Regions from separate parts of the Homo sapiens genome. Here region 1 is linked to region 2. A link is a contact called in ENCODE Hi-C or POLR2A ChIA-PET data. All regions are on one chromosome and are shown on one strand. Each heading gives the region's core, a stretch centred on a gene start or an enhancer-like site at or near the end of the contact. The rest is flanking DNA. Distances are from core to core; before and after follow the strand shown. Region 1 overlaps GLI2 (GLI family zinc finger 2). Region 2 overlaps GLI2 (GLI family zinc finger 2).

What was found. Hi-C counts contacts between places; a loop is a spot of excess contacts on that map. ChIA-PET counts read pairs that join two places held with the same protein, here RNA polymerase II (POLR2A). Pooled maps may share reads with other maps.
Region 1: a pooled map shows a loop between it and region 2 (5-fold over the local background). The contact joins two enhancer-like sites. A Hi-C loop is called at or near these places in 2 of 50 pooled maps. POLR2A ChIA-PET finds 5 or more read pairs at or near these places in 2 of 52 experiments (AG04450 and PC-9).

Annotation. Positions count from the first base shown.
Region 1 is chr2:120,913,872-120,918,086 of GRCh38, forward strand. All of the region lies in intron 2 of GLI2 (GLI family zinc finger 2), which reads left to right. Among named protein-coding and RNA genes, the nearest start is that of GLI2, 180 kb to the left of the region's middle. RefSeq lists enhancers at 672-1,445, 1,446-2,219. Within about 2 kb of position 1,447, at least 16 of the 41 ENCODE cell types and tissues checked have a DNase peak (open chromatin) inside an H3K27ac peak, as active enhancers do.
Region 2 is chr2:120,763,241-120,767,481 of GRCh38, forward strand. All of the region lies in intron 1 of GLI2 (GLI family zinc finger 2), which reads left to right. Among named protein-coding and RNA genes, the nearest start is that of GLI2, 29 kb to the left of the region's middle. Within about 2 kb of position 2,396, at least 15 of the 41 ENCODE cell types and tissues checked have a DNase peak (open chromatin) inside an H3K27ac peak, as active enhancers do.

The DNA of each region.
Region 1 (4,215 bases), core at 197-2,696, 150 kb after region 2:
GGCCTGGTGGAGACCAAATGTGGTGGCCTTACTGTCGTCTCAAGAGCTATGGCAGAGTGCAAAGCTGGGACTTGATGCTCTCGGCAGGACGCAAGGCAGGACCTATAAGCCAGATCAAGAAACCTCTTGTTGGGCTCTGCAGGGAAGGGGCTGGATGCTAGTTAAGTACACAGAATGGCAAGTGACACCTTCACGACCCGTGGGGACCAGACAGAGGAATGGCATGGTCATCCTCCTGAAAGGGAGAATCACCTGCGACAAGTGGGCTTCTTGCCGGGGACCAGTCAGCATTGCAATAGCTAGCCGACAAGGTCCCTGCCAGCTGACGGGGTCGCCAGTGTATACTGTCAAATGAGTATGTCAAGGGGCAGCAAGATTTTAGGGGAAAGCCTGAATCCATCCCAGGCCACCTGGCCTAGCCCTGGCCTGTGACAGGTGGAAGGAGCACTAGGGCCTGGGCACCGTCTCCTCCAGCTCCTGGGCTGGATTCCTGCTTTCTGCATTGGATTCTGCAAGGTGCCAGGGTCCCTGGGAGCCATGGTCCTCTGGGCTTCAAATCTATTGCATTTTGCAGTGGGGAGGCTGCACACTACTTTTTTAGAAACCTTCTGTGACCAAGACAGAGTTTTCAACCTTAAGCAAGCTTGACCAGCCCTATTGTTTCTTCCAGCCCTAAAATTCTCTAATGTGGGACTCTACATGTCTACCCAGACAGACAGGCAGCCCCTCCCATTCCTTGTGATGGCGGGGATCTCCCAGGTGTCCCTCTGGAGCTCACCCCAGTCTCCCACCCCTTGCTAAAGGGGCAGGAGCCCAGCAGAGGGGTCTGTAGGGATGGCCACACCGGCACCCTTCGGGGCCCTACTGCGTGCCTGGCCCTGCACTAGCTCTTCTCCACTTCACAGTCTCCCTCTGACATGGGTCCTGTCCCTATCCTCATTTTACAGATAAGGACACCGAGGCACAGGAAGGTTCGGTGAGTCAGCAATCAAGCCAGACTTGGCTGTGGCACTGGCGGCAGCCTCAGCTCTGTCCAACAGGACACTATGCCGCCTCTTGTGGCCTGTCTCCTGTCACTTCAAGGCCACTGTTGCAGGGAACAGATCCCATGACTGCCTGGCTCCCGAGCGGCCAGACCCAAATGGCACGGGGCTGGCCTCTCCCGTGGCGTTGGCTGGAGCACACTCCTCACCCTGGAATGTGCAGGTCCCTCTGCATCCCTACCTGCCCTCACCAGGAGACCAGTCTCAGAACTCTGTGCCTGGTGTGGAGTGGCTGTGCTGGCCCCAGCCCAGCACACTCTCTCTTTCGGCAGCTAATTTGTCAAGTAACACCTCAGCCTGGGGTGGGCAGTGTGCGTGGGCGGACCCAGCAGAGGCCACGGGTCCTGCTAGGCTGTGTCTGCAGGGCAGGCCTGATTGCGTGAGTGGCCTGGGCCTCAGCCAGCCGGACACCAGCCAGCTCGTGGTGTTGGAATTTCCTGTCTGATTTTAATTCCTCCCCCCACGTTTTTCCCCCAAGTGAGACAGAAGCACTTTTTAGTTGCACGTTGTGGAGTGGCCATTCAGGATATTATTCTTATTAAATGCTTCCTGTGGGGTGGTGGCTGGGCATCAGGAGGGCCTCTGGAATTCTCCTGTCCTGTGGCTTATTATTGAAAATCATGGTGCCATTTGCATAAGGCCCTGGGGAAGGAGGTTTTCCATGATTCGTGCTCTTTTGGTGCTTCCTACCTCTGATGCTTAGGCCAGTGACTTCGTCCTCATTTGCGAACGAACACCTGGTCACCTGGGCTCACGTGGCTGAAGGGCTGGCCTTTGAAAGTGTCAGGATCTCAGAACAGACCAAGGCTCCCTAGCAAGGGGAGAAAGTCCCTGGCAGCCTCTCCCAGCCCTGGTGTGCACTTTCATTCATGTACCATCGAAAAGCACAGACCCCTGGATGCCTTCCAAACCTGCATTCCCAGTGGCACCCAGACCCCTTGCAGCTGCTGCTCAGAAGCACTGGTAAATGGTCACCAGGATTCAAATGTCTCCCCCACTCCCGCCTCTCTGATCTTCTGTGTTGAGTTTCTCCAGTTAGTACAATGCCTAGTAGGCGCATGGACATGATAAATGATTTCCCCTTCCTTACTGTGCAACTGGGAACTATGGAGCCACAGCAAGTGTGGAAATGCCAAAGGGCCTGTGAGTCTCCCTCCCGGGGTGGTCCCTGGAGCAGCAGCATCTGCATCACTGGGAACCTGTTAGACATGCCCAGGCTCACTGAGGCAGGAGCTCTGGCAACAGGGCCCAGCAACAGCCTGAGAAACCCCGATATCAGGGCTTAGTGGGTGCTTCATCATGTACCTCTTACTATGTGTATTACATCATGTGTTCCTCTCGAGGACGCCAGCAAGAGATGTTCCTCATCCTGTATGTATAGGAGAGGCCACATGCTTTGCACCGGGGCTTACACTTCACTCGGTTCAGTGCCAGGGCACAATTGGGCATCCTGGGCTCACTGTCCGCACTGCCCTGAGCCTGAAGAGCCTGCCATCCTCCCCCTTCCTTCTGGCTCTGCCAGGTCTGGCCTCTTCCAATGAGCCTTCCTGGCTGCTCCAGACCTCATGGAAATCTTTTCCTGACTTTGAGGCCACTTGGGCAGTTTGTGCTGCGTGGGCCTCGCTGAATCCCGCAGGGTCAGGCTCTCCAGCTGTGGCAGTGGCTTACACAGCAGCGCCCCGGGGCACTCCCTGTGGGCAGGAATTATGCCTCTTGTTCTCTGTGGCCTCCAGAGCCCATGAGCAGCGTCCTCTTACATTGAGCGAGTAGGGGAAGCCTTGACCTGCAGCAGGGTGTGTGGTTGTGACTTCCAACTGTGGATGGAGAACTCTGCCCTGGGTGGTGAGCAGCTCCGCCGTGGATTCCAGAGACAGCTGTGGAGCCAGGCTTGATGGGGCCCAAAGCCTGTGTATGTCAAGGCCATATTAGTGGGACAATGTGTCTGAACTACATCGTATCCCTAGATCAGACCTGGATGGTTGAAGGAGGGAGCATCCAGCCTCTTCTTTGAAGCTGGTGTCGTCGTTTCTGGTATCTTCTGGGAAGCCTTTAGGTACAACTTCCCTGGGGATTGGGCCTGGGATCTCCACAGGAATAGGAGAGAGCAGAGTCTTGCTCCATGGGATTTGTGACAAGCCCAGAATAAATGGCCAGAAGCGACCTTAGCCATGCAAACAGCAAGCTGACATCCAGCATCATTGGTGTTGGGAGGGCGCTGGCCTTCTGGGGTTCATCACCAGAATGACGGTGCTGATCGCCATCCTTACCCATGAGGTTAACATTTTTCATTTCATAAGGTGTCTTCACATTCCTGTTTCATATAGGATTAAGTGGTTTAACTGATCAAATTGTACATTAAGCGTGGAATGGAAAGTAGCAATCACTCTCACTTTCTTTCTCTCTGTTGAGACTGGGGAGTCATTGACGACCATGTAGCCAGTGGTGCATCTGTTCTTGTTTGACAACTCAGACCTGGCCCAGGGCCCCGAGATGGCACATGTGTGCATTCAGGCCCCACTCTGTTCTCCTGAGCCTGTGCTTCCTGGCAGAGCCCAGAAGCAGCCTGAAGATGCAGTACCCTGCCCAGCCTTGCCCTCCTTGCAGCTTTGTCCAGGCCATCCATGCGCCCCCTTTCCTGGAGGGAAGTAGTACTGGGTTTGGTGTAAAATAATTGAATTGTAGAGGAGACCCCATCCTCTGCACTGCTGCTGCCTTGCAGCACACAGGAGGAGCCTTCATGAGATGTCATAGGCTGGGACCTGGTCACATCCCTTCTGCCTTGGGCTTCTCCTGCTGCTGACTTTCCCAAGAGGGGAGTTATTGCTGCAGCCATGGGATATGTGGCTGATGCAGACAAGGAGAGTGGGAGCCCTCCTTTTAAACGGAATTCACAATAGTGTTCACCTGAACTCCCAGACCACCTTGCAAGTTCCCTCCCCTGCTTATTTTCTGCGGGCAGCATGGACACAGACACTAGGGAAAGAATGGTGGGAACCACCAGAGCTTGTAGTAGCCAGCCTAAGCCTCCTGGGGATTGGTCATCTGGGAATAGGGGTGAGTGGCCAGCAGGGATTAATTTATAGAAGATCTTTCCTGCAAAGCCATGGCTTTCATCAGTTCCTGCATCCTCACTCTGTCAAGCAGTGAGTTTGCACAGAGTACACATCTGTGC
Region 2 (4,241 bases), core at 1,146-3,645:
TCTCAGATCTGTGTGTTTTCTTGACCTAAAGGAGCCCCTGTCCATTATCAGTGTTTGCTGAATAAACGATTGAATGAATGAATGAGTGGATGGATGGGTAGATGGATAGATGGAATGGATGGACACATTTGTTGGATTGAGGGGACTTGAAGGCCTCCACAGTGGCAGGGCCACTAGGCAGAGAAAGCCTGGGGAAGTGGGGATAAAGGGAACTGTCTCTTGGCAAGAATCTGATCCATCACTGTGGATGGGCTTGTCCTGAGCAGCAGGCTTGGTGGCAGCCAAGACCAGGCATCCAGTGGGTGCTCTGGGGGGCTCACTGCTGTCTGGCCCTTGGGGAATGCTGTAGGGGCCAGCTCAGAAACCCCGTGTGCTGTGGGTCCACTCACCCACTCCCCTGCAGACAGAGGGGCCTGCCTTCTACTCACAGCCCTCTGGGCAGAATGACAAGAAGCCACGCCCTGTAGCCATCGTGCCCTCTTGCCCCACGCCCGGAAGCATTGCCGGGTTCTCAGGACCGCTTTGCTGAAGGGGCGGAGCATGGACTGGGCCTGCCACTGATGTGTCTGTGGGTGGGGCTGTGAAAGGCAAGTCAGGACCAAAAACAAAATTATTTTCAAAGGTTTTGGGGCAGGATCCATCAAAGGAGTGGGTTTTGTCAACAAGTGGGCCTTTTATGCTTCCCAAGCCAGCCAGGGCTTTGCGAAGCCAGTGTGTCCGGGGAGATAATTGCATAGCCCTGTGGGGACATCTCCCTCTAAGAACTTTCCTACCGGGTCCCAAGAAGAGCCACACTGGTGATGTGGGCCCTCCATGTCCCCCAGGCCTTGTGCACTGGGCAGAAGCCCCCTTGGTTCTCCTGCATTGTCACCTGGACATGCCTGCTGACTCTCAGGGCTTCAGGGAGGGTAGGCTCTGCCCTGATGGCACTGGGCACAGAAGAGGTGCCAGCGAAGTGGCAGAGCTGACTGGCGGGCTCGTGGCGCAGCCGGAGGCTGCAGGGGACACCTTCCACCGTGCTGGGGAGGGAGGTTACAGGATCTCAAGACTGTCCAGAGGAGACCCAGAATTCACCTCCAGGCGGTCAGGAGCAGGGTTTCTGGTTGTAGCTTCTTGACACGCTTGTGAGATGTGTCCCCAGAAATTTGCTAAGCTAGGTACACTTCAGGTGTTTCTGTGAATGCTTTAATCTTTTAAAAAAAAGAGAACGGATTACTTCCAGGTTTGCCTTTGCATGTCACCCTCACTTGTATCCCTTACTTGAGTGGGAGTGAGTGTCCGGGTCACAGCTGGGTATTGGAGGGACCACTGGCTGCAGACAAGCCTGACTTGGTGTCCTTTGCTCTGTGTTGTAGAAGGGAACAGGGTTGCCCAGAGTTTGCTTTTCATTCCCCTTTGCGCAGGCTGCTGCAGGTAGAAAGGGCTGGGGTCCATGTGAATGTGGGAGAAGCCACGTGCTCTGTGGTTTTTCCAGATGTTAAAAGTGCGTGTTGCTATTTCGAAGACTCTGAAAAATCCTGAAGTAAAGAAACTTTTTGCATGTTTGCCCAGCATTTCTAAAATTCACATAACGTGGAACATCTGACTGGGAACAGGAAGCTGTTGTGTCCCAGAGCTCTGTGCTTGTCTAATAAAAGGCTTCTGAGTTAGCTCTAGTGTCTTTGTGTTAGCTCTGCCTTTGTGTCTCTTGAGGAAATGGAGAGCTGTAACATTTTGTTCATTTGTTCACCGTCCATTCATGCAGTATTTGCCCAGCAGAAGTGGCAGAGGTGGTCATCACTCCTCTTCCTGTATGTGGTGAGCGCCACCTTAGTTCCAGGCACCATGACTCCTGCCCTCCCTTCCTCCTACCCCCTTCAGGAGGCTTTCCCTGAACCTCCCCCTGCCCCTGGGGCTGAGGGCTCCTCTCTGCTGGTCCCACTGTCTCTCTAGACCCCAGTCTGGGATCCTTGGGCCTCTCTCATGTGCCCTCAGGGGACAAAACCCCACTTCACACCCTGAGCCCAGTCCAGTCCTAGCTGCCACTGGGAGAGGGCAGACGGGCCGCCTGTCCTTTTCCTTGCACTTCTAAGGACAGGGTCTCCCTGGGCTGCACAGCCGATGGCTGACTTTGGTGGTGGCCTCTTCATGCCTTTGCATGAGGCCAAGCCCGGAGGTATGAATAAGTGGCTAAAGAGCGATCAACCCAGGGGAGTCAAATGCAGGAACTGGAGGCAGCAAGAAGGCCTGGTGTTGGGAGAGCCGGAACAGAGGGCCGCCAAGGGAGAGGGCCAGCTGGCTTTGTGCCCAGCTGACTGGGCAGGGACCTGGTCTGTACCCAGGCCGGGGCTGGAAGGGCCCCTCAGGATCTGGTTCAGGGGTGTGCCTGAACCTTTCCCCTGCCTGCCAGTGACACCTTGGAGCTGACGCCCCCTCCATCAGGACCCGTTAGGGCAGGTCTGGGGAACAGGCTTCAGGGAGACAGGAGATTCTGCAGGGTGGGATGGGCCCCCTTGGCCTAGCAAAGCTCTTTCTCCGTTGCAGTCAGGTGGAGGTGAGAAGAGCCCATCAGGCGTCTTTGAGACCGCTGTCTCCTTGTGTTTTTGAAGTTCGCTGCCTGATTTCCTTTTGGCACGCGCTAAGGCGGCTGCAGGAGACTCAGGGAATGAGATAGGAGATGTTGATGTGAAGAGAGAATGTGGAATTTACAGAGCAGCAGGAAAAGCACTCCTCCTGGAATTCAGACAGCATTTGTCACAGTGATAACGCCTGTTTTCTAAACAAAAGTCCCTCTGTGGGCAAGGTCTCGGAGACGTCTGGAGCTCTTGCCCAGCTCCCCTCTCGCGTGGCTGGATCGTGTTTCCTTGCATCACGATGGGGAGGGTTCGGAGGTTCACGCGGCAAGGCTGGGGCTGGGATGAGTTATCCCTGCTGTTCTTCAGCATGTCTGCAGCCAGCTGACCCTCTGTGACCTCGCAGCCTTCGGTCCAGCTGTGGCGCCTCAGTTTGGACACATCAGTCTCTCCAGGAAATGCAGCAGGCAAGCGCGTCACTTCCTGCCACCCAGACAGTGTGAAGAGCGTCCAGCATACCCTCGCAGGCCCCATAATGTGCCCATCCACTGGACGGAGAGGGCCTCACGCCCCTGGGGCTGACCCTAGGCTCCCCACCTGTGGAGGGAAGGTGGCTCCTGGAGCATTTTCCGGGCTGGAGAGGATTGTGGGGGAAGCCCTTGAGTAGAAGAGTATGGAGGCTGCCCTGGGCAGAGAAGAAAAGTCAGTGGTCAGGAGGGACCACACCATAGAAATGGGAAAGAAAGGCCCTCCCCTGATAGCCTGAGGTTCTGTGTTCACCAGAAGCAGGAGGAAGCCAGGAGGTGGTGAGAGCAGCGGAGGAGCATTAGCTCTACGCTCAGACTGGCCTGGTGGCATCCTGGCTCTTCTGTTTAAGGTCTTTATGCCTCAGTTTCTGCATCTGTAAACTAGGGACATAATGGTGAATCCTTGCAGGGTGGTTTGTAGGAGTCACTGAGAAAACATGACATGAGAGAGTTGACATTAAAGAAACCGGTGGCCATCATCATTATATTATTATGTGAGTAGATTCTTAAGAGTTCAGTGAAATTCCTGGGAAAAATTCCAGAGGCTGTACTTAGGGCAGTTCGCTATGGAGGGCCTGTTCCCAGGTCTGCAGTGTCACTGGGCAGGGACCATGACAGGGCAGCTGGAGAGAGGCTGGGGAAACCGACAGGCCACACCTGTAGGAATGTGGACACCTGGCTTTTGGTCCCCTTAGCTGCCCAGGGCTATAATCATGCCCTTCTCTTGTGGCTTTTGCAAATGTGAAGTGCGAAATTGCCGGGAAGGCCCGACAGACATACAGCAGGCTCTAACCGACCTCTACGTAACTTGTTCTTTCCTCCAGAGGGGCTGGGCTTGCCTGCCTTCAAGGCAGGAGCTGGGGCCCTGTGGAAGCCACCTCCTTGCTGGGAGAGACTAGGCCAGTCAGAGCCTGGGGCCCCTGTGGAGATTGCCGCCAGCACTGATCGCTTTTCCAAGGGTACAGCTGAGTGAGAGGCCGGGCTCTTGGATGTGCTGAGCAGGGTGCTGGGCTGGGTGCTGGTGGCCGGAGTCTGGCGCTGGGGGCGGGGGCGGGTGGCAAGCATGTTCAGTGGGGATGTTTTTATTCACGCTCGGCCTCTGAGGAGCCAAGCTCCCTCTCCCAGTCTGCCGCTGGTGAGAGGGTCAAACAATTATGGGTCT